Regions from separate parts of the Mus musculus genome. Here all the other regions are linked to region 4. A link is a loop called in an ENCODE intact Hi-C map of the cell type or tissue named here. Cell type or tissue: left cerebral cortex. All regions are shown on one strand.

The links. Hi-C counts contacts between places; a loop is a spot of excess contacts. Peaks named below come from ENCODE experiments on the same cell type or tissue, not always from the same donor. Only the 100,000 strongest peaks of a DNase experiment are listed, where the experiment ranks them.
Region 1: a loop joins it to region 4, with 4 times the contacts of the local background. A loop is called at or near these places in 6 of 42 quality-filtered maps.
Region 2: a loop joins it to region 4, with 2.5 times the contacts of the local background. A loop is called at or near these places in 3 of 42 quality-filtered maps.
Region 3: it touches region 4 in a loop (4-fold over the local background); 5 of 42 quality-filtered maps call a loop at or near these places.

Annotation. Positions count from the first base shown.
Region 1 is chr11:119,597,990-119,605,989 of GRCm38, reverse strand. Rptor (regulatory associated protein of MTOR, complex 1) reads right to left here and starts at 3,085. Exons shown (of 34, transcript NM_028898.3): 1 at 2,019-3,085. The coding sequence starts at 2,180. In left cerebral cortex, a CTCF peak has its summit at 5,519 (motif pointing left); DNase peaks (open chromatin) are centred at 2,225, 3,028 and 3,493; H3K4me3 peaks cover 2,277 bases; H3K27ac peaks cover 1,400 bases.
Region 2 is chr11:119,791,558-119,799,557 of GRCm38, reverse strand. Rptor (regulatory associated protein of MTOR, complex 1) reads right to left here. Exons shown (of 34, transcript NM_028898.3): 8 at 689-789; 9 at 92-236. Among named protein-coding and RNA genes, the nearest start is that of Rptoros, 39 kb to the left of the region's middle. In left cerebral cortex, a CTCF peak has its summit at 7,920 (motif pointing left); DNase peaks (open chromatin) are centred at 1,263, 1,467, 2,997 and 4,675; H3K27ac peaks cover 5,930 bases.
Region 3 is chr11:119,614,668-119,622,667 of GRCm38, reverse strand. The region is part of intron 1 of Rptor (regulatory associated protein of MTOR, complex 1); the gene reads right to left. Among named protein-coding and RNA genes, the nearest start is that of Rptor, 16 kb to the right of the region's middle. In left cerebral cortex, a CTCF peak has its summit at 3,682 (motif pointing right); a DNase peak (open chromatin) is centred at 3,674.
Region 4 is chr11:119,546,054-119,554,053 of GRCm38, reverse strand. Nptx1 (neuronal pentraxin 1) reads left to right here and starts at 6,234. Exons shown (of 5, transcript NM_008730.2): 1 at 6,234-6,908; 2 at 7,195-7,402. The coding sequence starts at 6,465. It overlaps Gm11762 (predicted gene 11762), which reads right to left and starts at 5,424. Exons shown (of 4, transcript NR_045099.1): 1 at 4,292-5,424. In left cerebral cortex, a CTCF peak has its summit at 4,702; DNase peaks (open chromatin) are centred at 6,000, 6,305, 6,598, 7,535 and 5 more places; H3K4me3 peaks cover 3,941 bases; H3K27ac peaks cover 3,815 bases.

The DNA.
Region 1 (8,000 bases), 52 kb before region 4:
CTCAGTTTGTAGAGTGTTGCTTAGCGTGCACAAACTCTGAGCTTGATCACTAGGACCATTTAAGAGTGAATTCAGGGGGCTGGAGAGATGGCTCAGCGGCTAAAAGCACTGACTGCTCTTCCAGAAGTCCTGAGTTCAATTCCCAGCAACCACATGGTGGCTCACAACCATCTATAATGGGATCTGATGCCCTCGTCTGGTGTCTCTGAAGAAGCTACAGTGTACTTGTCATATGTATAAAAAAAAAATAAAATCTTAAAAAAAAAAAGAGTAAATTCCATGGTGCACACCTATAATCCTAGCACCTGGGAAGTGGATGCATGAGTTCAGGGTCATTCTGACTACACGCCAAGCTGGCCTGCACTACATAAAACCCTGACTCTAGAAAAGTATTAAACTAAAAGTTCAAAAGATATCCATTAATGTGATTTGAACAGTTTGAGTACAGGTTTAGGTAGCAAAAGAAACCACATTCAAAAGAACAGGAGAGAAAAAAACGTTTAAAATAAGAACTCCACCAAATCGAATGGGGGGGGGGGGGAGTAGAGTTGCTCTAAAACAAATTTATTTTTAGATAAACACTGCAATCAAATTTATTTTTATTTCATTAGTACTAGACATGTCCATAAAACAGACTTTATGCAGTCTCTCTCAGCCATCAGTTTAACTTAGATTGCTTTTATCCTTGTTTAAGACAGGGTTTGCACGTTGTAGTAGGGCTGACCTTGACCTGTGATCCTCCTGCTTCAAGATCCAGAGTGTTGGGATTACAAGAGTGATTTACCTTGCCCAGCATAAAATGCTTTTGACTATACACCAAGCTGGACTGCACTACATAAAACCTTGTCTCAAAAAAAATTTTCACAACTTTAATCTTAGCACTCAGCAGGATGAGGCAGGCAGATCTCTTGAGTTCAAGGCCAGCCTGGTCTACAGAGTTTCGGGACAGGCAGAGATGTTACACAGAGATATCCTGTCTCAAAAAAAAAAAAAAAAAATCAAAAAACAAAAAAATTTATCAATTTTTTGATAAAATTTAGCCAAATCAACAACTGAAACACTGGTCATTGCTAGAACTATGTTGAGGGTTCATCAACATACACCTTTTTAAAACAATCATCTCAAGTAAAAACATACCAAGTATAAACAAATGACACATTATAACACCAATTTCCTCTTTTATACTGAAAAGTTCACACAAATGAAAGAAGCCCAGGAGGAGAAAACAACTAAACACACATACACACACTATGGGTATACACAGACAAGAGACAGTAAACACACATACACACAATATGGGTGTGCACAGACAAGACACAGTACTCCCCTTTTGTTAGACCAGGAACTAACAGCACTACAGCTGGCTGTTTTCTTTGCTACCAACATCTCATGACACTCCACGATCAGAAGAACGGCCAAAAAACTGAACCCAGGTTCCAATCCATCATACCCCATGCTCCCTAATTTCCACTGAGGAAATTTTATCTCCAGGTTACAGTGACCACAAGTCACATACACAGGGAGTCAGCCTCACAGACAAGATGTTCAAAGGACTGGGATGAAACCTGCTGCAACCTTAAAATAACTTTGCCTGAATTTGTTATTGGCTAAACATTTCAAGTCATCTTGTTTTCCAACACACTTTATCAGACATCTGAACTTCAGGCAACCTGGTTATTTGAAAAAAAGCAGACTACAAAAATAGACTAAGCACGTTAACTATTATTTCCCAAGTTGTCTTTTCTCTAAGTGCTACTAAGTGTAGTAAAGGGCATATAAGTATCTGTGAAACTATAGTTCCTAATTTGGTGTTTTTCCCCCCTCTGAATTAAAACTCGTTTTTAACGCTACTCGGTGAGAAGAGACTAGCCAAAACCCGAGTCTGGAATAGCTTTTTGGATTTTAGTGCAACATGTGTCTTCGAAATACCCGCATCCTTCTAAAAAGGCTGTCCTTGCTCAGAACTTTCTTAGTTGGAAAACTACGAACTCAAAAAGGTGCCATGAGAAGCCACTCACCCGATCCTTCATTCTCCAGCTCTGCGCTAAAGATTTGGAGCCTTCGATTTTCTCACAATGTCTTTTCTTCATAAAAGCCAAAGGCAAGTTCCAATCTGTAAGGTCCGCCTCATCTTCCTCCCCGAGTCCCATAAGAGGCGACTGCAGCATCTCCGACTCCATCAGGGGAGGAGGGGGAGGGGGAGTCCTTGGCAGCAGGCGCTCGAGAACCTCCAGCCTTAAAAACTAGTGTGGACCAGAACTGGTAAAATAAAATACGGGAAAACGGGAAGCTGGGAATAGAGACGGCGGCAGAGCGTTCGAAGATCCTTATTGAGGCTAAACCTCGGAGATCTTTATCTCGAACTCTGAGCGCGAAGTTGGAGGGGGCGGGGTGGGTGGCGAGCCCGTGGGTACCCAAGCCCGCAGGACCCGGACGAGCGGCGACACGCGCGCCCGGTCGCCGGCCCCCGCAGCTCTGCAGGCCGTCAGGAGGGCGGCAAGCGGGACTGGCGGAGGCGGGAGAGACTTCAGGCCCGGCGATGACCCGGCTCTCGGCCTCCAACGCCTCAGTGGCTCCCGGCGGGCAGGCCGGCCCGCTCGCAGGGCGGCTTCTCCGACTGTGCTGGCCCGGCTGAGGCCTCAAGGGATCGGGATCGGGGGGCTTCGGGGCTCGCCCAGCGGCTCTCAGCCCTGCGGGTCCCGCACTCGCCTGAGGGGCTGCAACCTGAGCCAGGACCGGCCCATCGTGCCCGTCCGCAGCCGGGCTCCTCAGCCACCGGGCCGCGCGGCCAGGCCCGTGCTGGCCTTCTGCTTCGTGGCTCTCTCCTACCCAGGAACGAGTCCCGATACACACGCGACACGGGCCCGCGGACAGCACAGGGACACTGGGCTTATTAGGTCAGGGGAGTTTTGCCCTCTGCTCTGGAGCCACAGTGAAAACTCCTCTCATCAGCACATCAAGGAGGACGCCATATTGCCAAGGCCCAGCATGCACCGCTATCTACGGCGCGTCCAATAAGCCAAACCTCTTCGAGCGTTCTCACCGCTCTACCCCTGCTAGGGCGTAGAGCTCGGTGTTCCGTCCTCCCTTCCCCCACGCCGTTACCGAGGTTACCACGTCTTTTCTCCTTAGTTGATCTCCACTAGTAAAATAGACCATTTGCGATTGAAACTATGTCCGTTCAGTTATTTTTAAAAGCTTTTTGCTACTACAAACAAAGCTTCGTGCCTTGATATTAAAGAAAGAAACCACTTGGTTTCGTCATGATTTTAAAAGGTGGTATTTTTAAAAAGCCTCAGAAAAGACCATTGATATTAGACACATAAGACTATCGGGACTTTCTTTTGATATTTCCACTTTTAAAAGAGACCGATTTCATCGATTACGAATTTTTTGTCTGATATACTTTATTTCCTGAACAGTATATTCTTATTTTGCTACAGTTTCATGTGCAAACGTCTAAAGCTGCCCACAGAAGCAAGCCTCCCTGCTGTTGACTTCTCTGGTTCAGTTCAGTAAATCTCAGATATTGACACACTCTGAGAACTGCTTTGGTGCAATGGAAATATAAAGTAAATGTAACGAGGTGCCAGCCTTTCGTAACCAGGGTGCGAGTGAGACACTTTTTGGTTTTTTTTGGTTTTTGGTTTTTTGTTTTTTTGTTTTTTGGTTTTTTTTTGTTTTTTTTTTTTTTTTTTTTTTTTTTGGTTTTTCAAGTCAGGGTTTCTCTGTATAGCCCTGACTGTCCTGGAACTCACTTTGTAGACCAGGCTGGCCACCACCGCCCCGGTTAGTGAAACACTCTTAACCTTTAGCTAGAGTTCAGTCAACAACTGAGCCCACCTTCAGCTTTGGTGTTAGGGGAGCCTCTGTTAGTCAATGTTACTAATTTCAAGCTGCATTTTCTCAGTCTTAGGTTCCTGAACCATAAAGTTTGGATAATATTAAAGAATATTACTAAAAGGATAAAAATTTAGCTTGTAAAGATGCCCAGGCCAGCCTAAGCTACAAAATAAGACCCTTTCTTTAAAAAAAAAAAAAAATCCACTTTAAGAGAAGGGTTGAAAGCTGGGCCTGGTATTTAATCCCAGCACTCTGGAGGCAGAGGCAGGAGGATCTCTGTTAGTTGGAGGTCAGCCTGGTCTACAGAGCTAGTAGTTCCAGAACAACCAGAGCTACAGAGAGAAATCCTGCCTTGAAAAACAAACAAACAAGATGTGAAGGCATTGCAAGCCACCACTGAGAGTGAGCTCTGACTGATCCTGGTATGTTTATAAAAAGATAAAGACAGAAAAAATATGTTCTATGGGGGGAGGGGGAGGAATGGGGAAAGGGGGTTCCTCCGTAGACCCATGCTGAGGCATTCCTTCCCCCTGAGAGACCAGCCACATGTATAGAGTAGAGTTTATTCAGGGCATGGGGAGGGGAGTTAAGAGGGTAGTAGAGGCAGAGAAAGGGAGAGAGAAGGATAGAGTAGAGAAGTAGAGGTGAGCCATGGCCTTGAGCACATGGAGAGAGAGGGAAGGGAAGGGAGAGGGGTAGGAGAGAGCAAGAGCAGGAGAGAAGCAAGAGATCAAAAGCAAGAGTAAGAGAGGGATGAAAGGGATAAACAGCCCCTTTTATAGTGGGTCAGGCCTACCTGATTGTTGCCAGGTAAGTGTGGGGTGGAATTTAGACAGAATGCTAACAGGTCCCACAACTCCAATGTAGTCTACTAACTGTAGGCCTTACCACTAAAGCCTGGGTTAATCTGCAGATGTGTTCCTCAGAGTAGATCCAGGGTTGGACACAATGTGACAGTCCCTAACACAACCCTGCTAGCATCTGAGAGTCCAGGCTGCAATCTCAGATCCCTCTCACAAGCATGTGGGAAGTGTTTCCTGCTGTTTAGTTATCACCCCCCAAGAATTCCTGAGGTTACAGTATCACACAGAGCCCATTATCCTCCTAGTCTCAGAGCAGTGCACCAAAATCGAGTGTCCCCATTACCACCAGCCCCTCCCCACCACTACCAGCAGGGGCTTTAGAATTTCTAGAATCTATAGAAGAAATCATAGCACCTCCTGCTTCCACCTTGTCCCAAAGTATCCCTTGACACTTTACTTTGTAGTCCTGATGCCCACTGGTGCCATACACACATGGTGATCCCTCCAACCTTAGGCTGCAGAGAGCTCCCAGAAACTGGAAGGCCAGTGAACCTAGTATAAAAAGACCCTGGAACAAGAATAACAAGAGACCCTGGAATAACAAGAGACCCTGGAACCAAGCTGGAAGGCAAGGACCAATGCCAAGGTTGTCCTCTGACTTCCACATATGTGCTATGACACTTGTATTCATACATGTAAACATTTATACACACATACACAAACAGGCATGCCTATCCAAATTACAAGTTTCAAGCCTGTGAGTGACCCTATATAAAAATGAACAAAATGTGACTGGACCCCTAGCTCATCAGACAAACATATGTAACTCCACCTCCAGGGCATCTGACACCCTCTACTGGCCACTGTGGGTATCTACACACATGTGTATTCACATGTATGTAACACACACAGATGCACACATAAAATAAATCATTTAAAAGGTTGGGCACATCTTTAGGAACAACACCTGAGGTTGACCTCTGGCCTACCCACACACGTAGCACATGTGAGTTTACATACAAAAATAAGGAAGAAGAGGCAGGCATGGTGGTGCATGCCTTTAATTCCATCACTTGGGAGATAGAGGTAGGCAGATCTCTGTGAGTTCAAGGACAGCCTCGTTTTCAAAGTGAGTCCAGGATAGCCAGAGAAAACCTGTCTCAAAAAAAAAAATGAATAAATTTTAAAAAGGTAACAAAGGAGCCCACTGCTCTAGACTCCTGAATCATGGGAGATGATGTAGGAAGACAGATTTGGAATTTGTTTTATTTACTGAGAGAACCCTAATGAGAGATAAAGGTAGTCAGAGCTACGGACAGGAGACAAGACTCTCTCCAAAGTCTCCTCCAATAGCTGAGCTTCATTCCCCCCATGCCCAACACACACACTATACACACATACATACACGTGTGGCGCACACACTGGTACACGTACCACACAAGTACAATACACACCATCCATAAACACACACCACACACACAATCACACAATCAAAACATACCATACACACATACAACACACAATACACATACACACGATACACACGCACACCAAACAAACACAACAAAACACAACACACAGAAGCGGATATTGAGACTTACATATGCAATTCTAGCACTTGCGAGGTGGAGACAGAAGGTTCAGAAGTTTAGAGCCATCCTTGGCTACAGGGAAAAATGGGCTTCATGAGATTCTAGCTCAGAACAACAATACTCAATCAATCAGTAAATAAGTAAATGAATAAATAAATAACATTTAATTTCCCAGGGCACCACTAATTCCTGAAGTTCTGACAAAGCCTCTCCCTGAAGTCTCTATACCTATAACATGCAGACTATGAAGGTGACACTTTGGAACAAATCTGTGACTCGTGGGAAAGCCAGGAAGGACAGGTTGACAGCCCAGTTCCCAACCTGAAAGTTGAAGGATGTGCCAGATTTCTTTCACTTAAAAGAAACACTCTTCCATTGTGTCCTGGACACTTCTATTCAAGTCTCTGACAAACCCTAGGAAACCTCGGGGGCTTTCAGAAGGCAGAGCCTCTGTAGCAAATGACAGGCTGAAGAAAACTAAAGGGTTGACATTTCTGCCAGGACAGTCCATTCTCCACAGCATGTGATCATTTGGCCACTTGGGCCTGTGGTTCCCATTTCAGTATCCTGCCATCATCTATCAGCAGGGACACAGGCTTCCATAAAGCTGCTCACCGAAACCATTTAATAATGAAAACATGTGTTACCCATTTCCAGACATGTGTAAAATCTGGTCTGAGTCAGGCTATGAAATTGGACGTGGAAGCTGAGGACAACCTCCTTCCCCTACAGTCTATTACAGTCTCTGCCTACATGAATAAAGGTGCTTACAAGCTGAGTGCCTCTGAAACCGATTGCTCATGGACAATGTCAGGCTGCAGACTAGCAGGAAGAGAGGAAGGGCTGCTGGGCCCAGCTCTGACCTCAAACTAGAGGAAATACCACTGACCTGCCAGACAAAAGGAGAGGGACCTCATCTCACACGGTGGACCCCATCACCCCTCACCAGCCCTAAAACACTCACTGCCAGGCTGAGGAGACAGTCCAGTCTGGAAGGAGCTTCTCCTATAAGCACGAGAGCCTGTGTTTCAGCCCCAGCAACTCCTGTGTTTTGTTTTGTTTTAAACATGCTGGACAGAGTAGCACATGCCTTTAATCTCACCACTCTCTGTGAGTTCAAGGTCAGCCTGGTCTAGGTAGTGAGTTCCAGGCCTGGCAGTCCTAGGAGTAATGAGACCCTACCTCAAAAAAAAAAATTGTGTGGGAGAGGCATTATATGGTTATAATCCCAGTGCTTAGGATGGTAGAAACAGGCAGATCTCTAGGGCTTGATAGCCAGGCAGCCTAGTTACTGGTCAGTGAGAGATCCTATCAAAAACAAGGCAAATAATACCTGTCCTCTGCCCTCTAGCATCCATACCTTATACACAGAGAGAGACAGAGAGACAAAGACAGATGGACAGGCAGACAGAGACAGACAGACAGACAGACAGAGACAGAGACACAGAGAAAGAAAATCATGTATACACGTGAATACACACACACACACACATCCTTGGAATTTTGACAACCTGATGCCAAAGACATAGTAAAGTGAGGAAGAGTACAAAGACAAGCCCCTGAGAATGTTGGTTGTGCATTATATCAGCCAGCGGGAAGGGGAAGAGGGCGCACAGGACAGGCAGTCTGGGTGAGAGACTCAGACAAACAGCCTTTCCCAGAAAGAACTGCTGTGGCTGTCTTTTCAGCACTTTTTAGCATGGCAGAAGCCTGCTGCAACCGAGAGACCCTTCTCTCAAGTCAGAAGGCCATCCCAACAAAG
Region 2 (8,000 bases), 250 kb before region 4:
TTTATGGTTCCAAGAAGCCCACCATTTCAAAGCAGCCAGGCATACAAACAAGGACCCAAGCACAAAAGAATTGTCAGACAGACACACTTACCACATGGCATGCATGTATGTCGGGGGGAGCCGCGGGCTGCTTACTGGGGTGCAGTTATATGACCTCATGATTCTTTCTGCCAATAAAAAATTTCTAAACAAACTTGCCACGAGCAGGTCCTGTCGGAAAAGCTTTTGGAAGAGATCTGAGGGCAGATAAAAAATAACAAGGAACCTTCAGTGATTTGTGCCCAGGACTGGAAGCCAAAACCACAAATTCTCTCCCATCAAAAAATATTACACACAAGTTGAGATTGACACACACATTTCACACTGGTAATATATATACACACATGCACATATCAGCCTACATATGAACAAATACCCCAGTCCCAGCCAAACTATAAACAAAGCACACACGCTTTATAGCTGGGATTCTGGTTTCAAAGGTAGTGCCAGTATTTATTCAGGAAGCTGAGCCCCGAGCCTGCTGGGGAAGCATTACGGAGCTGAGAGCAAGGCTGACACCCACTGAGCATTGGACCCTTGGTCCTGAACACACGTGGTGGTGCCAGCCTCCTTAGACTGGTCTGCTCCCCTTGCTATCTCCCAGGCCCTGTGAGCTTCCTCACTGGCTCTGACTGGTGCGGTGTCTCACCCCGAGGGAGCACATTCCAGGCGATGGTATCTGTGATGGCTGTGAAGATCCAGTTCAGCTCTCCCAGAGGGGTCCTCCGGTCATTCAGCCGGCCAGGGATCCTAGACAAGATGTCCACTGCATTAGTGCTGCCATGCCTACTGAAATAGGCCAGGGAGTCAGATGTGGGAACAGAGAGGGAGAGCCTCAGGCTCAAAGACAGCAGGCAGGGCTGTGGCTGGGAAGGCCTCCTAGAGTCCCTAGCATTCCCACAGTTCCCACATGTCTTCTTGAAGGAGACAAGAAACTACGCAGGCTCACCCTCAGCAGTTCCTACTTTTCCCTCTCCACTGAAGACACACCGACAGTTTTTCTGTTGCCTTTGTGTGTGTGGACAGAGAACAGCTGCCAACACACGGTTGCACAGTTCCACACACGTAGCACAAGCCAACGGGGCTCAGGGACACATCTTGTGCTGTCAGGGGATCCATACATTTCAGTCTGTAAGAGCTGAGGAAGAGAGTTCTCCCCGGCACAGCCTACTCACCTCGCGGTCATTCAGCTGGTCCACTAGAGTACAACCAGTGGGAAGGACGGATGAGAAGCACACAGCATGTGCATGCATGAAAGGCCAGGCAGTGCAGAGACTGCAGACACTCAAGGGAGAGACTGGGGAGGGAGTGGCCACTTCCACGACGGAAAGGGAGGTGAAGGAAAGCTGTGTTGAGTGCTAACCCAGGAGAAGGCTCTGCATCCTGACAGGGCAGAGCATCCATGTCTGTGGCAAGCATATGTCCATTGGAGACCAGAGTAGTTCAAAGCCCTAAGGTGTGGGCATGCTTCTTTCTGCTCTGCAGCAAGCTTAATTTTACCCACTAGGTAGCACGTTTAATTATATCTGACTAGAAACTCTTTCTTCCTCCCAGAAGGAAAATCTTCACAGTGATTTGGTTTAGAGACTAGAGTGTGATTTGCTATTTATAAGGTGGAACAGATTAATAATTCCCATTATAGTCACCTAGTTGATGGTATTGTCAGTAAGAACAACTCAAAGACAAAGACTCAGGAACAGAGGGGAGCAGGGCCAGGCTACCTACCTAACACAGCTACACTGAGTAAGCTCGTTCTTGTTAAGAATTCCATTTGGTTTAGAAACAAAAATATGTCCTTATATTCAAGGTGGTTTAGTGATAGGAGAGAAAAGGGTGTGTGGGAGAGGGGGTAAACGACACATGACATTTACATCAGGTTTATTTCCAAAGGCTGGCATGCTATCACACAGCCTAGTGCTGAGCATGTATGGGGACCATTACGTACCTTACTACTAAAGAGAAAGCAAGGCCCAGGGAGGAACTCGGCATGGGGTGTTGGGGACTGGCTTGCCCTTCCACTGAGCATGGGGTTGTCCTTACTGCTCTTTACCGTGGAGACCACCACATGGAGGTGTGCGTGTATGGGGCTGGTGCCTTGTGCACTGGGCAGTGTTTTGGGGAGAGGTACAGGGCCTCTAAGAACCAGAGCCTGAGCATGGTCTGCCTCCAGACCTAGACTGTTAACAGGAAGAGCCCACATGCCTGGAGTCAAGTGAAGTCACCACAGATCACCTTGTTTTCTCAGGGACAGTCTCTGGGAATGTGAACCAAAGCTGTCTTCTCGGCAGTGAGAAGTGGGCTGGCAAGATTCTCTACCCTAGCCTCGGTCCCCGACAGCCACTGTGAGCAGAGCATGTGTTGTCTGGGTTAGGATCCCACAGCAACCTGAACCCCCCACCCCCAACCACCAATTTCCCCCGAGATTGTCATGAGGACATAGGCAAAGAATCTGCCCAGTTGCTGCAGACAGATCAGTCATGTTGACTGACTGAGTACCTGTCTAGTGGGCGAGCAGTGATGTGGCTGCTGGCTCGTCTGCAGACAGGTCCTTTTTGGGATGACGAAGGTAGAAGTGAGCCTACTCCTCACTTTGGAGCTGTGGCTTCTGTGCCTGGGAAACTGGGAGCCTATCTTGGATCATCACAGGCTACAGTAGGACCCAGAGGGATCCAACCTGAGACCTCACCCCATTCAGGAAGCTTCTCTAGGCCCTACAAAGTCCACTGACAAGCACAGGGGCTCTTTTAAAATTTAACTCCTCAGTGCTAACCAAGGACAAACTTAATGTGGAAAATGATCACAGGATTGAAAGATGAGAAGCCAAATTCTAGTCCCAGCTGTGCTGTGGCTGGGCAACTTCTGCATCCTGTGTCTCGGCTCTGAGTCACAAAAACTAACCTTATGTGTGACACACACGGGACTAAAATAAAACAGGTCACACTTGCACAGCAGATGCCGTGGCAGCCAGATACCTCCTTGGCAGGGGCATGCCGCCTCCTCAGCTCTCCCTCCCTCCTTCCCCTCCCGCTGTTGCTGTCGGCACGAGGGCTTATTCCCATCTTGTTCCCATCTTCCCACAGACACTGCTCCCTGCAGCTCTCTGTTTCCTGCCAGGGCTCATCTTCCTTGACTTCAACACCCAGGCTATCGCTGCTGACTACCAACTGCCACAGAGTGACCACTTTTAAATGTCTCCACTGCTGTGCACATGATAACTTCAGGGTGGGGCAACTTCTGGAATGGCCATCTGGCATCATCTTGGGCCATACTCTCTTCATCCCGAGCGCACCCCCCCCCCCGCCCCCCCGGCCCTTGTCATGACCTCTGCAGTCATTCAGCAAGACTGTCCATTTCCCTTCTTCACCTAGTTGACAGACAGGCCTTGTTACAACAGTGGTCATCCAAACCTCAGTGAGAAGACATTTCTTGTTCTATGCATTCATTCCTATGAGCAACACACCAATCTGTGTCTCACTAGCATAGCCTTCCCCACCTAATCCTCACATGGGGCTGCACAAAGCTAGCCTGTACAAAAACCTATTGTTCAGCTGGGTACTGACACTCAGACCAGTTGTGACAGGCTGACTACTGACTGGAGACTACGGCCATGTGTGCCACTGCACACGGGCCACCTCCCAGGAAGGTATTCTCTTCATTCTCACAAAGTGGGGCTGGAGGCCTTGGGGGAAAGTGGAGAACAACTGGACACATTTGGCCTACCATCTGCCTCACAAGGTACTGAGGACTAGGAATAACTGGACCAGGGCTGCAGGAGGTAGGCTTACAGCAAGCTGATGATGCCCAAGTCTTGTTGACCCACATGAACCAGAGCTCCTCCTGTGCTTGCTCTCTCCTTCACAGCTAGAAAACCACAGGGCAGCCAACAGCAAAGCAAGTTTCCCCACTGCTCAGACTTGAGTGTCTCCACTTAGAATCTCTAAGGACTGCTAGGCATCTGTAGCAAGATGAGCAGGAGAAGAGCAGGCTGAGCATGTCCCAGCTAGACCTGGGCACACGACACAGGGGGGAACATCCAGGCCTCTGAGGCACAGAATAAAGACTTCTGAAAACAGAAGATTCCCTTCTGGGCCTCGAAACCATTACTAACCGAGCAAGCTGAGGGCTGAGTGTGTTTGACCTGTTACCACTCTCCATCCATTCTTCTCCTGGCTGGCCCAGAGTCACATCACAGTGCTGGAGACGTCAGAGCTGGCCTCTGTCTGTCTGCTTATGCTGCCCACGCTCCTTCGTGGGTCAGAGACTCTGGCTCCCCTGGGGCCAGGTCCCACTCAGTGTAGCAGGATCTCCATCTATTCTGTGTAGCTCAAGATGCCCTGGGCCTGACAGCTTAGTGAAGCTCCTGCATAACCTTCAAATCTTTAACAACATTCACCTCTGAGGAGCTCAGGCATTCCTCGAAGCCCTTGCTTGTGTTCTTTTTATTACTTATTCACCATTGCTCCTCTATGCTAATCTCCTCTGTAACTAGATAATAAATTCCTATGGGCAATGGCTTTCGTTCCTCGATATGTATCAATCTTCTTATAGTTTTTGGCAGAGTGCTGAGCACACTGCATAATCTCAGCAGCCCACAAACCTGAGTCACAGAACTTCTACTTGAAAACAGCGGCAACTCCCACTCATTGCTAAGACTCCCCATCGCCCAGTGGATAGAATCCTAACTCTTTATGGCAGCTGGCAGCTGTGCACGGGGACAGGAAAGGAGTCAGTTTAAACGCTATTCTTCAGCTGTGTCCTCAGGGTCTTTCTCAGCTCTTGAAGTGAGCAAGGTGGAAGAAAGGGAACCTGGCCATCCCAAGAGTGCTGCAGTGACTAGGCAAGACAGAAAAAGATTCTAGCTTGCCTGTGTGTCCACCTGTGATAATTAGCTGTAGCTGTCAACTTGCCATACACAGATTCACCGGAGTTGTACTGAGGAATTAACTGCCCAGATCTGGTTGGCCCGTGAATGAGGTTGAAAGGTGACTGTCTTATCCTAAAAGTGGGTGGCACCATTCCCTGAATTTGGGTCCTGGGTGTTTCCAGTTCCTGCGGTGTCCTGACTTTCCTGCCATGATGAATTCTAAACTGGAGCTGTGAGCTAAACTAAATCTTTTCTCCCCTTGGTTGCTTTATCATAGCAACAGAAAAAGACCGCAGGACAACCAAGCAGTATGGGTGCTAACTCAAAGGTTAGTCTTCCCCAAATTATTCCCTTACCCACATGCACTTTCACATTTCAGTACATTCTCTGTGCTGTAACAACAGTGTCTTGGCTGGCCTCAGGCTTGGCACAATGCACTATGCTCATGTGCCCATGTGTGCTTGGTTGGTCAATGCTAGAATCACTACTGAGGGATCACAATGCTCTGTGTGCACAAAACAAACCTCCAGCTTCCAGGAAAATGGCACTGTCATATCAGAGACATGCTTTTCCCACAAAGTAAGGACATAAGAAGACAGTCATAACATGATATAAGTCCTACTATCTAAAATCCACTATGAACCCTGGCGCACATCCCTTGGCTGGCTCAGTGTGCACAGCAGCAAACGATGTGTAACGCACTGAGACCCCGTGGAAGGGCAGGCTGCATGCTTGTCATAAATGCCCACAGATATAGAAAACAGTTTGAAGGATCCACCAGTCCTAACTGAGTATCTTGGCAGGGCAGAAATTACAGGTGTTTTTAAAAATCCTTTTTGCTTATCTGTGTTTAGTGATATACTGCTAAAAACACAGTCCTTACATAACAAAGGAAAAAAATCCATTTTTTTTTCCATAAAAGAGAGGCAGTTTCTAAAAAGGGAAGGCCTTTAAAAGCTACACATTGTGCACCTGTGTAAACGGACTAAGTCAGTCAGGGTGTGGTGGATCGCCACTTCTCAAATGACCACAATGAGGTGACTGTGGAGAGCGCTGTGGACTCACTGCAAATGATTCCTTATTTGGAAATGCTTTGAGACAAGGAGCATGGGAGGTGAACCCATCAATTTCCTTTGAAAACCAGGGTCAGTGCATCATGGCTGGCTCTTCAGTAAGGCAGGAGCTACTCAATCAGTCCACATGTGCACACGTCCAGATGCATCCAGAGCCCCAGTAAGAGGCTGCACTGAAGCACGAGCGTATGGTTGCACAGACACTTCCCTCTAATGACTCAGGGTTGTAGGGCAGAGTGCTGATGCCTGAAGCTAATTTGCTGGACAATGAGTGTTTATGAGACTTGTAAAAATATTTTTCATTAGCTAAATTAGACCACAAACCACATGCCTTGATATTTCTTCCACAACCTATTAATACCCTATGCCGCCTGAACTCCTCAAAGTGTACACACTCTAAACACTCACAGACGTCAAGTGATCATGAATCTGTGGCCTACACCGTGACCCACGGACAGTCTCAGGAGTGTGGTTTCCCAGTGCTGTAGCAGCACCGCCCCCTCCCTACCAAACACACCGACACTGAGGAGCTGGTACCACAGTGCCACGTGGAGTCAGGCAATGAACAATGCACAGGTCTCAGGGCTTATGGCTTCCCATGTTCCTAAGGGTTGGTGCTATCGAATGACTCACATCGGTCTTCTTGGAGAGTCCATAGAAGGGCTATGCATGTGCTGAGAGGATGTGCGTGGCAGTCAGCTTTCAGTAGTGACACAGACACACATAGACAGACAAGGACACAGCAGCCACAAAGACCGTCCTACCGTCTGCCTCTTCACCAAGGTCTCACTCCCAAGAATTCATTTAAAACCTACTTATCTTCTAGGGCCCCATCTCCAAATACTAGGGCTTCAACTAAGAACTCTTAAGGCACATAATTCAGCCCACAGCATCCAGACCAGGAGATGACAGAGACACAGAGCAGAATACCTTAAAAAAAAAAAAATGCCCATGCACATACTAAGGTAAAACTGTCAAAGCTGGTGAGAGAAACCTTAAAAACACTGAAAGGAAAATATGCAGGGGGAGAAAGGCCACACAGTCAGCACAGGTCAGAGCTGCCTCCTCCTCCCCCAAACTACAAACTGACAGAAAGACAGACCGACAAGCATGGTGGTGGCAGACAGTAGCCAAGGCCTCCAAGGCACTGAGTAGCAGGCATGAAGTCACTTGGAAGGGCAGTCCTGGCTGAGGTCAGTGAAGAGTGGGTGTGCAGATCTTCAAAGACCTCAGTGGAGCACCGCAACCTGTATAAGGGCAACGTGAGCTGATGCTAAGTCAGTCAGAGGAACCAAGTTTTGTTTTAATGTTTAACAGCAACATAGCGCATTAACAGAAGAAAGGAAGATGTTCAAACCTTAGCAGCCATGGCTTTCCTTGGTCAGATGCAGGGAGAGTTATACAACAAGTTTCAGCACCAATCAGTGAAAACGAGGGAACTCCCTACCTGGTGTTGGCTAGCCATGAAACACTCACAGGTCACGCTATGCCTAACAACAAAACACAGGATGTCTTTCCCTCCACTGATCCGCGACGGCAGAGGCTGACTGCCCAGCTTCATGGTTTACATTTAACACTGTACCAGAGGTGTTAGTTCAATAGAGTAAGAAAAAGAAACAAGAGATGCAAACATTGGAAAACCGTATGCATTTGCAGAGGGCATAATTATAAACACAGATCTAAGGAATTTGCAATACAACGACCAGAATCCGGAAGTAAGTTTAGTGAGTTCAGAGGAAACAAGGCCACTCTACAAAATGCATCACATTTCTATATGCGAACATACAATTAAAAACCCTGACATGAGGGCTGGAGAGATGGTTCAGTGGTTAAGAGCACTGACTGCCCTTCCAGAGGTTCTGAGTTCAAATCCCAGCAACCACATGGTGGCTCACACCATCTGTAATAAGACCTGATGCCCTCTTCTGGTGTGTCTGAAGACAGCTACAGTGTATTTAAATATAATAATAAATAAATTAAATGCTAAAATTTTATGAAATACTTGAAGCTTCAACAAACAAGCC
Region 3 (8,000 bases), 69 kb before region 4:
TGATTTTCAAGTTCCAGCTCTAAAATACAGACAGAGCAGTCAATCACAGATGTGTCCGGTGACTCCACACAACACTGTTGGGCATACTCCCACAGTCCTAATCTTTGGCACTAAAATTATTAACAGAGTAAAGGCTAATCTAAGAAGCTCAGGTAGAACGTCATTGCAACCTTCCTGACTGAATTCACTTCACTACCAACAGCCTGAGGAAGAACATGGTTGTAAAAAAGGTTGAACATTTCTCAGCTACATAATCACCAACCTCTTTGAAATATCTTAACTCCTTCCCATGTTTTAAAAGGACACTCCCTTGGAAAGAATGGCAGCTCCCAGTGAGTGACATGTAGCAGGACATGAAGTGAGAGGGTCTGAGCCTGACTTGGGGTGGGGGGTGGGGGGCGCCTATCCCTTGGGCAGATGGTCGGTGTCAATGTAGCAAATCTCTAGCCACAAGACTAGGAAGAGTCCAGAGAGCCTTTGATGGCTACCAAGGTGGGCTGTGACTCTGCAATCAAAGCAACAGCCTGAAGGGGACTAAGAAGCCAGAGCAGAAAACCTGCTCTGACCTTAGCTAGTGCCACTCCCTCCCAGGAAGGGTGCGTGCATGAACACTTGGAGAAACAAGTAACAAGACTAACTGCTGCTGCCCGTGGAAGCTCAAGTACAGGCAGAAGGACTGAGTGAAGGCACAGCCTGACTAGTCTGCGGCAAGTCCTGCTTCCTCTCTAAGAGAACTTCCTGTGCCCTAGAAAAAGGCAGGAGGGCAAAAGAAAAAAAGAAGGAAAAAAAAAAAAAAACACAATGCACTCCTTTCTGTCAGATTGTCTCCTGGGTCCCCAGCTCCTTTATTCTGTGAGGACTCACCTCAGCCAACAGCAATCTCTGTCCCCACCTGTGGGACAGGCCCTTCTCTAACTTCTGTCCAGGCCCTAGGGGAAGGGGTGGCTACCTCCTGCTGTTATCTTCCAACATCTCAAGTTTTCCTTTCTTTCAGTCTAAAATCCTGACAAACTAATTCCTTACATAAAGCCTTCTGCTGACATGTGCAGCAGGTTCTCTGTCATCTTTCTGGATGCCAAGAGCCCTCATAACACATCAACTCAGACACAGCTCTGAACCCACAGAGTCCGATAAAGACTGTCCTGTCACTTAATAGCACTGAGCAGCTGAAAAATCCTGCTGACCAGAAACCACATCTGGCAGGTGTCCGGTTTCACCAGAATAGCCCACTCTAGGGACAGCTGGGCTGAGTTCAGGGGGACACTGTGCCTTTGCAAATCACTTTCACCCTCAGACCTCCAACTCCCTCCTTGAGCAGCCAACATCTCATGACTTCCGAGGTACCCTCCAAACCAGATGTAAATGGGTAAGGTGAAGACTGAGAAGGAAATGGTTAACATCAGCTAACGAAGAAGAGAAGAGATGTCTTGGTCAGTGAGCCAGGTGTGGTGTGTGCACTTGTAATCCAGCGCTGAGGAAGTAGGGACAGGGCATCTCTGAGTTGCCTTGGTCAGTGTCTCTTCATGGCAATAGAACAATGACTACAACAGTGACCCAAACTGCCTGTAGAAGCAAACAGGGACTCCACGTGAACACAGACACCCTTCCTCTCAGGCTCCTCCAGACTCACACAAATAATTTACAACAACAAAAACAAGGAGTAGGCTGTAGAGCTGGCTCAGAGGTTAAACGCACTGTGTGTCCTTCCAAAGGTCCTAAGTTCAATTCCCAGCAACCACATGGTGGCTCACAACCACCTGTAATGAGATCTTCTGGCCTACAGACACACATGCAAGGCAGAACACTGTATACATAATGAATAAATTAAAAAAAACAAAAAACAAAGAATAAGAAGAAACAGCAAGCTGGGTGTAGTGGCCAGGCCTTTAGTTCCAGCACTTGAGAGGCAGAGGTGATGGATCTCTGTGAGTTTGAAGCCAGAGAAAAGTACATAGTGGTGAGACTTTGTCTCAAAGCACAGGAATAAACAAGTGCGGGAAGATGTCCAGCAGAAGCAGCAGAAGCCCCCAAAGCCAGAGGATGGAACTGCCATGGAGGCAAATGTGACCTCCACATGCCTGGGGACACCTACATCCTCACACCGAAAGACTGGAACAGGATGGTTACTAGTTTAAGTAAATTAGTAATAAATAAGAGAATTACCTAGAATCTAAGAGGGGGGGATTCAGATAACAACAGGCAGCAGTTTAGACACTGGGAGAAGAAAATGGAGGGACATCACAACAAAGAGCAAAAAGACAAAGGACAACACAGACAGACAGAGGTATACTCTAACTAGGAGTTCAGCATGATCCTCCCGCCCCTGCTCCCTGAACACTGGACTGTAGGTGTCCACCACCACACAGGGTTCTCCCACGCTAGGGGATCAACCAGCGCATCAAGCTTGCTAGGTAAACACTGCCCAGTGAGCGACAGCTCCAGACAGGGTTGTTTTGGTTTGTCTTTTTTTTTTTTTTTTTTTTTTTTGAGGGGTGGTGGTGGTGGTTGTTTTTAACTGATGAAGGCACTAAATCACAGACTCAAAAAAAAAAAAAAATCCTTTAAGTTCATAGGTAAAATGGGCAGAAATACCCACCCACCCCGAGAAAACAGGAAGTTTCTTGAAAGCAGTGGAGAGAAGTGAAGCCAGCCAACATGAAGAGAAGCGCCTTGCCAACTAGCCAGGCCCTTCACCTAGCTAACATCAACAGAAGCCCCTAGTGAGACTGCATCTACAAGCCTGTAAGAAATATCAGGGAAAATATTCTTCAAGAATCGGGGCTGAATAAAGATATTTTCTGAGTAATAAATTTGATGTCACCAAGCCCTTGTGAGAAGAAATTCTAAAATCTTTCCATTAAAATGAGGAATCCCACCCAAAACTCAAGGGGGTGGGGCTGGGAATAAACCAATCACAGACAGAAACAAACAAAAGAAATGACTTCTGGGACCTTGTGCTGTAACTGTTCTCCTCTCCTCTGTGCTGCCTCGACTGCTGTTACAGAAGAAGGCCAGGTTACTTCACAAAGAGTAAAGGAGAGAGATTAGACATTTCCAATGCATTTTTTTTAAGTATAAATAAGATGCTAGATTTAGGACTAAATAAAAAAAAATTAACTGCTTTAATTAAAAGATAAAAATCAAGCCAGGCAGTTGTAGCACATGATTTTAGTTCCAGCACTCAGGGAGCAGAGGCAGGCAGATCTCTAAGTACAAGGCCAGCCTGGTTGTCCTGGAAGTGAGTTCCAGGACAACCAAGGCTACACAGAGAAACCCTGAATCATGTAGACAGACAGACAGATCATCAGGCTGAACTAATAGCTGTTTACACAGACATATGGAGCACAAAATGATACAGAAACACTGACCTACATAAAGGGATGGAAAATAAGCAACAGAGAACCTGGTCGGTGCCTGGTGTTAACAAGGCCAAAAAGATCTGAAGTAAAAAGCACTGTTATGGGTTTAAAAAGCCACTTCCAAGTGATGCAGACTCAGAGTGTATAACATGACAGCACAGCCTCAGAATACAACCACAGCAGGAAGCACTGACCAGAAGGATAGAGAGAAAGAAAGAAAGAAAGAAAGAAAGAAAGAACGAACCAGCCTTCTGAGACCATGAAACTCATTTCAATGTCACTAGACTGTAAAGCAAGCTGTACGAGCCACAACACTAGGGGGCGCCATCCACTTAGGACAGTACTGTCCACAGGCGCCCCTAACCACAAGTGCACTAGCCAAGGATGACTCGGCAGCCATCACAGATGACTTCAATCACAAGCAACTGAAAAAAAAAAAAAATCAAACTCATCCTAGAAAATCTCACCTATGCTACAAATTACAAAGCAGGATAAGCATGCCTGTGCTCACCCATAATCCCAATATACATGAGGCAGAGGCAAGAGGATTCTGGGATTGACTTTAGCGCAGGCTACATAATGAAACCCCACCGCAAAAACAGAACAACAAAATACTTCTAAATAACAAATTACTTAATTCAAAGTGAAAAGCAAAATAATCTAAAGTGAAGAACCACATCACTGCAGGAAAATGTACAGAATCAATGAGACAGTCACCTCCCAGAACTAACACCAAGGAAACAGATGGCTGGAGACTCACACTAAGTGTCCATCTTGAGAATCTATCCCTTAAGCCAGGTGGTAGCTAGGGCAGGATTTCCACAAGTCTGAGGTGAGGCTAGAATGCATCAGAGTTTCAGGCCAACCTAGACAGACAGACAGACTCCCCTTTAAGGGCAGGGGTAAAAGCTGAGCCTGTTAGTACATACCTTTAATCCCAGGCAGAGGCAGGTAGATCTCTGAGTTTGAGGCCAACCTGGTCTACAGAGTGAGTTCCAGGACAGCCAGGACTACACCAAAAAAAAAAAAAAAAAAAAAAAAACTGTAATAAAAAACAACAACAACAAAGCCTAAATCCACAGAGCCAGGGAGGTGAGGGAGGGAAGGCCCTTGCCACTGTGCTAAGCCTGACACTGTCTGAGTTCCATCTCCTAGAAGCCACAGGGTGAGGAAGAAACCAACTCTTGCAAGCTGTCTTCTGACTTTTACACATGCACAAATAAATATACTTAAATTTTTTCATAATTATTGTATTTTACCTGTATAGGTATTTTGCTTGCATGCATGTCTGTGTGCCATGTGAGTGCCTGGTGACTGAAGCTCTTAACCCTAAGCTATTTAAATCAAAAAGCCTAATTAAAAAAAATATTAAAGCTTTTATAAAGAACACTTACATGGCTTCTCAGGCAGTGCTAGCAGTCACGGGGAGGAGGATGGGGGGATCTTGCTGTCCTGAGACTGACTAACTGTGGCTCAGGAGCTAACACCAAGCTCAACCCAGCGGCTAGAGCAATGGCACAGCACCTGGTCCCTGACCACCTGAACCCACTCTGCTTTATGCACTGCAATGTTCAGGAATGTCCACATTCAGCACAGGGCAGGTGAACTGGAACACACATGTAATGTGTGCGTGGAAGGCAAGAGTCAACACAGCTAGTCAATATCCGTGCTGCATACGCCTCAAAGAAGTAAGATGCTAACTGCTCCTGACAGAGGAGTTAACAGATGTCAGGGCAGGATGCATCAAGGACACTCAGGTTACTGAGATGTCCTCTTTTCTGAAGAGGGGCTGGGTTCACAAATGTTCCTTTTACAAATATTGATTGATATGGAAATAGTCAGTTCATAATTTTTAAAAAAGAAATCAGGTAGGGCTACACAGGCCTGCTTTTAATACAAAACAGGTCAGTAAATGGGCAAGTCCTTGCAAGAGGTTGGTGGCTAAAGCACAAAGTTTGTACAATGAGCTAAGCCTTTAAGGTGGTGAGTAAGTAAATCTGAGACTGTGATGAAGGGTCCAGCCTGGAGCTACCACAGTCCCAGAGAGGACCTGAGCCTTACTAAAGCATAAATAACAATCACTTCTGCTTCACCTCTGACCTGCCAGCTTTACAAAGGACATCCCTCCCACCACCCCCTAGGGGAAGGTAGAGCGTGGATTCTAGACCAGCAGCTCCTCATCTGGGAACCATGACTTTAGTCTGGTAGACCAAGCCATCTTAAACTTTATTGTTGTAAGCTACTCAGTAAAATCCAGGGCTGCAGAGATGGCTCAGCAGTTAAGAACACTAGCAGCCATGGCAGAGGACCTGGGTCAGTTCTCAGCACCAACAAAGCAGCTCACAAGTGTCTCTAACTCCAGTTCCAGGGAATCCAACACGCATGGTGCACATACATCCAAGCAAACACTTAAACACATAAAATAGAAGTCCACTGTAACTTCTTAGAGAATCATCTTTCAACATTGTAATCTACCTAATAGTAAGCAATGTGATCTGTGTTTTTATCCCAATCAAAAACTACTTAGAAAAACAATGGAGCAGAGGATATACCTGCAATCCCAGTACTGGGGAGGCTAATGCAGAGGACAGCCATGAATTCAAAGACAGCTTAGACTACATAGCAAGATCCTATCTCAAAAGAACAGATAGATAGATAGATAGATAGATAGATAGATAGATAGATAGATAAGAAGGGGAGGGGAGAAGAGAGGAAAGAAGAAGCGAGCAGAGGAGAGGCAAAGAGAGTTGGAAAGGACCCAACTCCTGCAGTAGACCCAAAAGCTTAAAGCTTAAGTTCTTCAGACTGAAGGACAATGCTACTTTTAAACTCAGCTTACACAAAGAGAAGAAAATTGAAAACATAAATACACAGGAAATATAAAGGTACTTCCTAATTTTTAAATGTGTTTAAAAATAATCAACTGCTTAATAATAAAATAGAGTAGTGTAGGGCTTAAAACATGTACAGTTAAAACATAAAATATCCACAGCATCGACACAAGGAAGACGGAGGACTAGAAGCTTGTCCCTCCCAGCTCCTATGTCACTATATGTCACAGTAACAACCTCAGCAGGGTCACCTGGTTAAGAGAAAGATATAGTGTCATAAACCTGAGACAGCTAGGAAGTAACAGAAGACCAAATATAAGGTAACCTTTTCTTTTACAACTGATCATAGTAAAATAATCCCAGGGGCTGGGATGTAAGGGGCAGAGCACTCAAATCTGCTAGGTTTGTCCTATGTTTCAAAAACAAAAACAAAACAAAACAAACTTCCATTCCAGAAAAACATAAACAAAACATCATACCTACTATTCTCTCACCTCCATCTCCTATCCTACCCACCAGTCCTATCTGTCCACACACTCCTCCATAGGCAAATAGTCTTTCACCTAACACAACTTCCAAGAGGCCAAAATGAAGCAGTGCAGCAGGCTCTTCTGAGTCGTTTGTTTTAACTAACAGCCTGCTTTGGGGAGCTCCTGGGACAGTACATGGGACACACATCCCTCCCTGTCCACAGCACTGCTCTGAGGTCACATCATGCCATCATGCCTTCTCTGCAACAGGGAAGCAGGTTATTGGAATCCATCAAAGAACAGGTGCAGAGGAGGGGTGCTATAGCAGACAGTACTATAAAGGCCAGGGTCCTTAGACTTTAAAATTGCTCACAGCTGTATTACGACAACTGCATCAAGTCCAAGGCATCCCACTGCGAAAGCATTCATACTGCTTTCAAAACACGTCTCTATGCATAAGTCACCTAATCACAGAAAGTCAGCTACAGAATCAACCACAATCTACTTGGCATAAAATGCTTCCCCATAAGAGACAATCTGACTGAACTTTCCCAAACATGTAACTAAGTAGAAATTATCACTAAGTCCCAATAATAAACAGATTACCCAACAGTTAGCTACTGGGAATCAGAAGGACTGAGATTCGGCCACCACCGCTGTATCTACCACACAGACACAGACTCTCACTAACAAGGAGCTAACCACAGCCCTGCTCAGCAGAACCGAAAGTCCTAGGGAAGTAAGCCAAGAGAATTAAGTAAGCTCCAGGGCCGCTACAGTGTGCACAGACACAGCAACACATCACCACCGTCAACGTGACTGGATCTGTAGTCAGTAGAGGGTCACACTTCTACAGGTGTGTGAGGAGTGAGAGGTTTTATTGAGGAGACCAGTTTTTGATTGTCCAATGGGTCGAAAAGAAAACAGAGAGAAAGCAAGTGAAACCCCACGTCCATCTCTCTGCCTCCTGACTGGAGGCAATGGACCAGCCACCTCCCACTTTGCAGCCGTGCCGTCCCCACGAGGACTGTGCCCTTGAACTGTGTGCCTTCAACCTGTGAGCCAAAATAGAACTTTGCCTCTTTAAGTGCTTTTCAGCTATTTGGCCACCATGATGAGAAACCTAATTCACACAGCCGCTGACCACATGGATATCACTCTCATCACAGTGCCCTGCGAAGCCAAGGAGAGGCTCATTTGCTATGAATCAAACCAAAATTCTGGAACTTGGTAACAAGGTCTTGGCTCTGTTAAAAAAGAAGAAGAAGAAGCCTTTTGAAACGGGGACAGAGAAGGGTAAGATGTAGCTGCTTTCCTGGTATCAGGGCAGATCCACAAGG
Region 4 (8,000 bases):
ACGACTGCTGTGGCTCGGTGCAGCTTGGGATGTTGAGACACCACCAAGGAAGGGAAAGACTCTGGGTTAGGACTCATGGTCTTTCTTCCTCCAAACCTGCCCAGCTGATGCCTTCTTTTCCTCTGCTGGCAAGGTCCCCATCATTCCCTCAAAAGGAAGAGAACTGAGGATATCTAAGGTCATTGTCTGTCCTTCTTGACTCAAACCCAAGCCAAAGCCAAATGTCCTGGGCTGTCATTAATTCCCTAAGATGTCCTCAAGTTTGCCTCTTTCTTCCCTGGCCTCTGCTATAACCCTAATTCCTCACCACTCCAGTGGAATCTCATGGTTTCTGCCACCCTCAAGTTTATCCTTCCAGGATTTTAGAGCACCCTGACACAGGACCACCAACGTTCCTTGAAGGAGGACAGGGCACTCACAAGATGATTTCCCGGCTCTCAGCCAAGTTCCCTAGCCAGCTAAAATCTGTCTGACCATTTTTTACCACATCCCCCTAGGGCACCCACCTGTTTTGCATTTCATGATTGACAAACATCCTGCCACACTTGCTTGTATTACTCATGATGCTGAATGTTATCTGTGAGTGTGTGGTCTTGGGATCGAACCCAGGACCTTGTGCATGCCGGGCAAGTGTTCTACCACTGACCTACACCTGTGTTGATCATTCAACCTCTGTGACTCCCACACTCTCCCAGACCTCGCTCTGATCTCACCTGATCAGCAGACCCTATTTTCTCACACTACCCGGACCTGTTCCTGGCTTGGTCAGTTCCAGCCAGTGGGGCTCAGTAAGGAAAGGGTGCTTGTGTCTGTCTGCTGTACTGGATGGATGGTGTGCTCTCAGAGATGGGGGTCGGCGTTTTATTCATCACTGGCCCTGGCACCTTGCCTGCCCTCGACAGATGCTCTGGAAATATTTGCCAAACTGGAAGCAAACATTAGGAATGTTTACACTGTGCTAAATGCCCAAGATCTTGCCTGGCATCTGAAACCTCTGCTTTGAACAGCCAGGCAGCACTGCACCCCCACTTCAAAGGCCTGCTTATTGAGACCAACAAAGAAGATCAGGCCAAGTTCCTACCCCTGATCCTAACACTAGGCTCAGCCCATAGGAAGGGGAAGGGCAGGCTGAGAAACCATGTAGGTCTCTGTTCCTAGCCAGATTGGGCCAGCGGCTGGCTCAAAAGGAGGAAGGACTCAGGTGAAGGTGACCCTTTCTAGGGGGACCCCTGGCAGGGCACAGAGAATGGGGTTTGGGTGGAGTCTTGTCTGTGACTGCTCAGTCCCCACAGCAGCAGGGCCAGCTCCCTTGTATTTTCACATTGAGTGCAAACAGAAAGCAAGGCCAGTGTCTGACAGAAGAGACAAGTGAGGTGCCCTGGATCCCAGAGTACCAGGAAGCCTCTCCCGTCTACACAGTGACTGTGGATATGCTGAGCCTGTCCCCAAAGGCTCCCCTATATGAGTGCCTTCCTCTGCCTGACAGAGACTCTTGACTGGAATGGAAGGGCTGGACAGCTATCCTGTTTCACCAGACTTCCTGTGGTGGGCCTCTGCTCATTTCTTCATCTATGAGAACAATAGCCAAAGCATGCCTTAACCAGCCAGGAGAGGAGATACAGAGGGAAGACTGGAGAAAGGACAGCCAGGGGCTGGCAAGGGTTCAGCAGTTAGGAATGCTTGTTACCAGACCTAAGTATGTGCATGTGTGTGTGCATGTGTGTGTGCATGTGTGTGTGCATGTGTGTGTGTTTATGAATGTGTGTTCACACCCGCATATGTGTGTGTGCACAGGTGCATGTGTGTATGTGCACATACGTGTGTGTATGCTTGAGCATATGTGTGTGTTCATGTGTGTGCATGTGTAGGTGAGTGCGTTGTGTGTGTGTGTTTATGAATGTGTGTTCACACCTGCATATGTGTGTGCGCACAGGTGCAAATGTCTATGTGCACATGCATGTGTGTATGTGTGTGTGCTTGAGCATATGTGTGTGCATGTGTACATGTGTTTCTTGCATGTGTCTTTGTGCATATGTATGTGTACATATGCACACATGGCTACAACTGCCCTGGGGGGGGGGCATGAATGAGATGGTGGGGTTCCTGGACCTGGAGTTATAGGCAGCTGTGAACTACTCACTCGTGAGTTCTAGGACAGCCAGGGCTACACAGAGAAACCCTGTCTCAAAAAAACAAAAAACAAAAAAACAAACAACAACAACAACAAAAAAGTACAACTTCTTGCCACAGACACGCCCATGAAGAGGACAGAGGGCTAGACCTTTTCCAGCACTCCCAGGGAGCAGGTTCCCTACATGCCACATGCCAGTGGGTGAGACTCTGTCAGGAGAGTGACTCTGAGGCACAGGTGGGCTGAGGCTGTGACTCAGAGGCCTGTGAGGCTGGCTGCTGTCAGAGCCTCCCCACCCCTCAGTCCCAAGGGGAAGGAAAAATTTCACAGGTCCTGACTGTGTCTTCAAGGCTCAGCTTCCTATAAGAAGCCGGGCTGCTGTTTGTGGATACTGTTTCTCTAACCTTGTGTGAGGGGTACAGTCACACAGAGAGTGTTAGTGGTGCCAGCACCGGCCTGGAGGAGAAACAGAATACATGCAGTGCCCCAGCAACCGGAGTGCTGAAGAGACTTAGCCCCAAAAGCACAGGAATGGGGAGGGGGGTAAGGAAAACACCAGCACTCTCTCCTCCTATGCAGGGTAGTCCCTACTCAAACAGCATCTATGGCAGACACAGCGTGTCCCCTGAAAGGGTTTGTTGGCACGTGGCCAAGTTGCCCTGTGTCCCAATGGCTAATGAGACTCTGTACTTCTCTCCTTGGGAAGGGACTGAAAGGCTTCCCTCTACCCACTCCCAGGTTCCCCTTGCAGGGCTGGCTTTACTAAAGCACAAAGTGCTTCATGCTAGAGGGTCTCAGAAGCAAGGGTGTGGGGAGGCTGGTGCCCCTGTCAGAGGAAAGGCTGTGGGGAGGCTGGCGCCCGTCTGGCACTGTTTCAGACCCACCTGTCACCTACACATGTCAGCCTCCAGGAAGCTCTGTGCATATGGGGCTGGTCCTGATGGTAATGCCAGATGCCTGCCCTGCTCATAACCATGGCTCTGCTGCAGGGTGGGGCTTGGGTGTACCCGTGTGAGCTCCCACTCTCCAGTGGGTAAAGGCCCTGATGGGCATTGCTGTCCTCAGAGTACTGTGTGACTTCCCTGTGTAGTCTTCCTGAGAACACCCACCCTTTCCACTCTGGCACCAAATATCAGCTTGCAAACAGAATTTACCTCGTACTCACAGGCCTACACCGTGCGAGGACTGCTCCCTCCCCCAGTGTTATGCTGAACCCGGGCCAGCTGACTGTTCAGTCTTCAGCAAGTCTGGTTAACAAAGCCATCATCCAGGCTTAAATTATATAAAATTATAATGAAATAATTATAATAAAAACTAAGTATTCTAAACGCATCATTTCCTCAGTATTTTAGACATCTCTGTTCTGCAGGTATCAATGGGATTTGCATGGGTGTGGTGAAAATGCACTACAGCTCTGTGTGAGACCAAGGCTTCCCAGGCTTAGGTGCTGTGCTGTGTCCACAGACTGAGTATTTACCCCACTCTTCCGCTCAACTTCAGGCTCTGCGATGTGGTGCCCATGTCAGGCACAGAGACATGCCTGCAGTCATATAAGTAGCCAGTGGAGCACCCACCTACCAACTTCCTGGGTTTCCCCTCTGATGGCTTTTCTTTGCCCCAGACCCTCTGGGCTACCAGTCAAAACAATGAGAAGCAGAGCCAACTTTATAATGACCAGGGTAGACTCTCCCTACCTAGGATCCTGAGAACCCTCTGGAATGGATTTAAAGAGGGTAGAGGCCTCTTCCAGTGTGTTTGCTCACATGGGCTGGGCAGTTTAGCAATGGTGGTCGAATGGACTGTATCCTTGACTGTCTTCCCTGCTCCCTGCTCCCTGCTCCCTGCTCCCTGCTCCCTGCTCCCTGCTCCCTGCTCCCTGCTCCCTGCTCCCTGCTCCCTGCTCCCTGCTCCCTGCACCCTGCTCCCTGCTCCAGGCTACACAGATCCCAAAGGTCTTGCCACCTCTGGACCTGAGCGCAGGACCCTTTCTTCCCTTTGAGCCCCGCCCCCTCCCATCATCCTCCGTCAAAAGGTGAGGCACCATCAGCGCCCACATGTGACAGTACCAAAGTCACCTAGGTCTTCTGGATGATAAAAATCGGACCCTTGGGCCGCTCCTGGGGCTCAAGATACACTAAGCGCCCAGCTCCCTCTACACACCTGCGGGGGAAGGGACAGGCTGGTCTCCTGCGCCCACGCACTCTGAGCGGGGATAGCCTCGCCGCAGGGCCAGGCCAGGAACTGCTTCGCGTTAGACGCGTGGGGGGAGGCGCCGCCGGGGCCGAAGCGCTAGGTCTGCGCGGGGTCCCCGCATCCGTCCGCGCTAGGTTGGGAGTTGGGGGCAGACGTCGCCCAGCAGCGCAGCGCCCCGGGTTGGGGGGTAATTCCTAGTTCTGCCGGTGTACGTCCCACGCAGAACGGCGGGAGGCTAGTTCTGAGACCCCAGCGGAACCTAGGGGGCACCCAGATGCGAGACGCTGCGTTCCTGCGTTCTGTACCTGACGGTGGACCCGCCGGAGCGGGAGCCCCGCACTCCCTCTCTGCACCACAGCCGCGTCCTGACTGCGGGGTCCCTCTGGCGCCCGGAAGCGGCGGCCCAGCGACGCTCCTGTCGTGTAGGGGCCACGGCAGCTCGCAGCACGGACTCGGGATGGTTAAATGCCGAGAAGAGAAACACAGGCAGTGGGGCGCCCCTGGGGCTCGGGGCTGGGAGGAGGCGTCGGAGAAGACCTGGATAGTGGCTTCCCTGCCAATCTGGCTTCTACCTTCACCACCGGTGATGCCCACCGGAGAGTGGCATCCTCTGTCCGAAGGCTGCCAGTGGGTCCCGGACTGGCGCCTCACAGTCCGGACCTAGTCTGGTCCATCGCAGACCCGTAAAAGGAGTGAGGCAACCGAATGCTTGACTGGAAGGTCTATGGGGCGAACCCAGCCAGCCTGTAGTTGGGCTTTTCCAGTCATTTAAAACCCGATGTGGGTTCTCCCCGCCTTCGTTTTCTTTTCAACATAATTGGATCTTGGGCGAGTTCCCAGGTCCGATTCTGACTCCGACGTGGGGCTGCAGCCCAGACCCTTGTCCAGAGTCCCCAGAGGCATTGAAACCTGGACTGGAATCCCAGCCGGCAGTGCTGCTATCCAGAAAAAAAGGAGGTATGGGTGTGCAGGTGGCTGGGTAAGGTGTCTGTAGGAAAAGGGTAAAGAGGTGCGAACCCCTGTAGATGCGAAGTCGCTGCCCACCTCTGAAACCCCTCCTCCAAAGTCCAGGGGCGCGAGGAATGGGCTAGACGGGGTTTCAAGTGGACCGGTAAACCCAACGCTCACATACACCTACAAAGGGACACACAGACACGCCCAGAGCGGTAAGGGAAGAAGCTCCCCCAGGGGCCCCTTTTGAGTGGCCAGCCAGCTTCTGGGGCGCCACCTGCCTGGAACTAGGCTGGCTTGGATGGCAGGAAGGGTTTGATCCACAGATCCGAGAAGGCCTTAGCCCTGACGAGTGCATAGTGCGGGCTCTCGTTTCCGGGGGCGGGGGACATTATTAGGTCTACAATCCTCAGGAGTTGGAAGAAGGGGAATACAGTAGGGCGGGGAGCCAGGGCGTGGGGGATCCCCAGACTCAGAGTGCTCCGTGGCTTTCAGCCACAAATGTCCATGAATCATTGTTCGGCCTCGCGACCCCTTTTCTGGACCTCAGCGAGCTGAACGCAGGGGACACCGACGTTGACTATTTAGGAAGAAGAGGGCTGCGAGCGCATGGAGCCCGAACCACACGGGCGCTTAGTGTGGAGCAAGCGAACCGAGCTTGTCTTGTGGCCATTCTTCTTTTCCGAGCCCCGTTGGAGATTAGGGGTATTGGGCAGGTGCCCCACCATCTAATCCAGGCCCACGGCCGATCTCCTTCTTGGCCCTGTATTCTGGTAGTCTTCGGGGAAGCGGCGCGGGCCCAGGCGGGGGCGTGCGTGCGGAGGCGGTGGGAGGGGGCGGTGGCGGATCCGGGAGGGACGAGATGGGGAGGGCCGAGGTAGCTCCAGCCGCGCTCCCGTGCGACCCCCGCGGCGCCGCGGGGCCGGTCCGCACACAATTAAAGCGGGATTCCTCCCCCGCTGACGTCGGCGGCGCCGAGGCCCCTCCCGCGGCTGCATAAAAGGCGCGGGCTCCGCAGCGCAGGCGGCAGTGGGGGCCGAGGAGCGCGGCCGAGAAGACTGTGCGGCGTAGAAGCGCGGTGCTAGAGCGCGGGCCGCCTGCGGAGCGACTGCCCCAGCCAGCCCGATCCCGGTCTCAGCCCGATCCCCACCGGAGCCGAGCGGCCCCGGTGCTCCAAGTGTCCGGAGCCATGCTGGCCGGCCGCGCCGCACGCACCTGTGCGCTGCTCGCCCTCTGCCTCCTGGGCAGTGGGGCCCAAGATTTCGGGCCGACCCGCTTCATCTGCACTTCGGTGCCGGTGGATGCAGACATGTGTGCCGCGTCCGTGGCTGCGGGCGGCGCGGAGGAGCTTCGGAGCAACGTGCTGCAGCTCCGCGAGACCGTGCTGCAGCAGAAGGAGACCATCCTCAGCCAGAAGGAGACCATCAGGGAGCTGACCACCAAGCTTGGCCGCTGCGAGAGCCAGAGCACCCTGGACTCGGGTCCCGGCGAGGCCAGGTCGGGAGGCGGCCGCAAGCAGCCTGGCTCGGGCAAGAACACGATGGGCGACCTGTCCCGGACGCCGGCCGCGGAGACGCTCAGCCAACTCGGGCAAACTTTGCAATCTCTCAAAACCCGACTGGAGAACCTCGAGGTCCGCGTGAGCTGCGGTTTCCCCTCCGTGTTATGCGCCCTTCTGCCCTCGCCCACCCCATCCCGACCCGGTCCGGCACCCCCGTCCCCCCTTCCTTGCCTCTTCGGCGCGCTGATGCCTGACCGGCGCCTCTCGAACCCTGCGGGGCACCGAGGGCTGCCACTCGCTGGAGCTTCCCTCCAGGCCACCCCCGCAATCGCCCCAGGGACCGCGTCGCGGGCCTTCGCGCACGGTCCGGGCTGCACGCCTAACGGTGTGGTTTTCCCCTGCCCTTATGCCCCCGCAGCAGTACAGCCGCCTCAATTCTTCCAGCCAAACCAACAGCCTCAAGGATCTGCTGCAGAGCAAGATCGATGACCTGGAGCGGCAGGTGCTGTCTCGGGTGAACACTCTGGAGGAGGGGAAAGGGGGCCCCAAGAACGACACAGAGGAAAGGGCCAAGATCGAGAGCGCCTTGACCTCCCTACACCAACGGATCAGCGAGCTGGAGAAAGGTAAGGGCTCAGGGGAACGTGCTGCATGCTCTCCAGAGACAGCCTGCCTGGGTCCTGCTCCCTGCCCTGGCCTCTTGTCCCGGCCCCACTCTGTAATCCCTCCCCAGTTAGGGCTTCCTGCCCAGTTCCTAGGCTGGAGATACCTCTCCAGGGACGCAGCAGAGCTTAAGAAGGGATTGTACAGTACAGTCAGGACACTCGCAGGATTTTTTTTAAGTCTGATTTGTTTAATCTCCAGCAACTTTGCACAGTAGCTGTTTGTGGCCCAAGCCTTCCTTAGTAATGAAAGCCTTGCTTTCAGCTGGAATCTGTCACCAACAAAGATCTGGACACTAGCCTTCTGGGGCCATTGGGTATCTTTTCTGCCAATTGCCCAGTAGCCCTGGTGTCCTTTCAGGGTTTAGGGGTCCCTCTCTCTACCTTGAGCCCTCTCAATCGGTTTTTTTTTTTCCAGTGACCCATCTTGCATGCAGCTGCATTTGCCCTGGTCATGAACTCAGGCTGGTCCTTAGCACCTGCCTGGGTGTGCTGATGAGCTGTGCCCTGAAGTCAAAGAAATCAAACAAGGTTGTAAGAGGAGGAGGGGGCAGCCCCACTC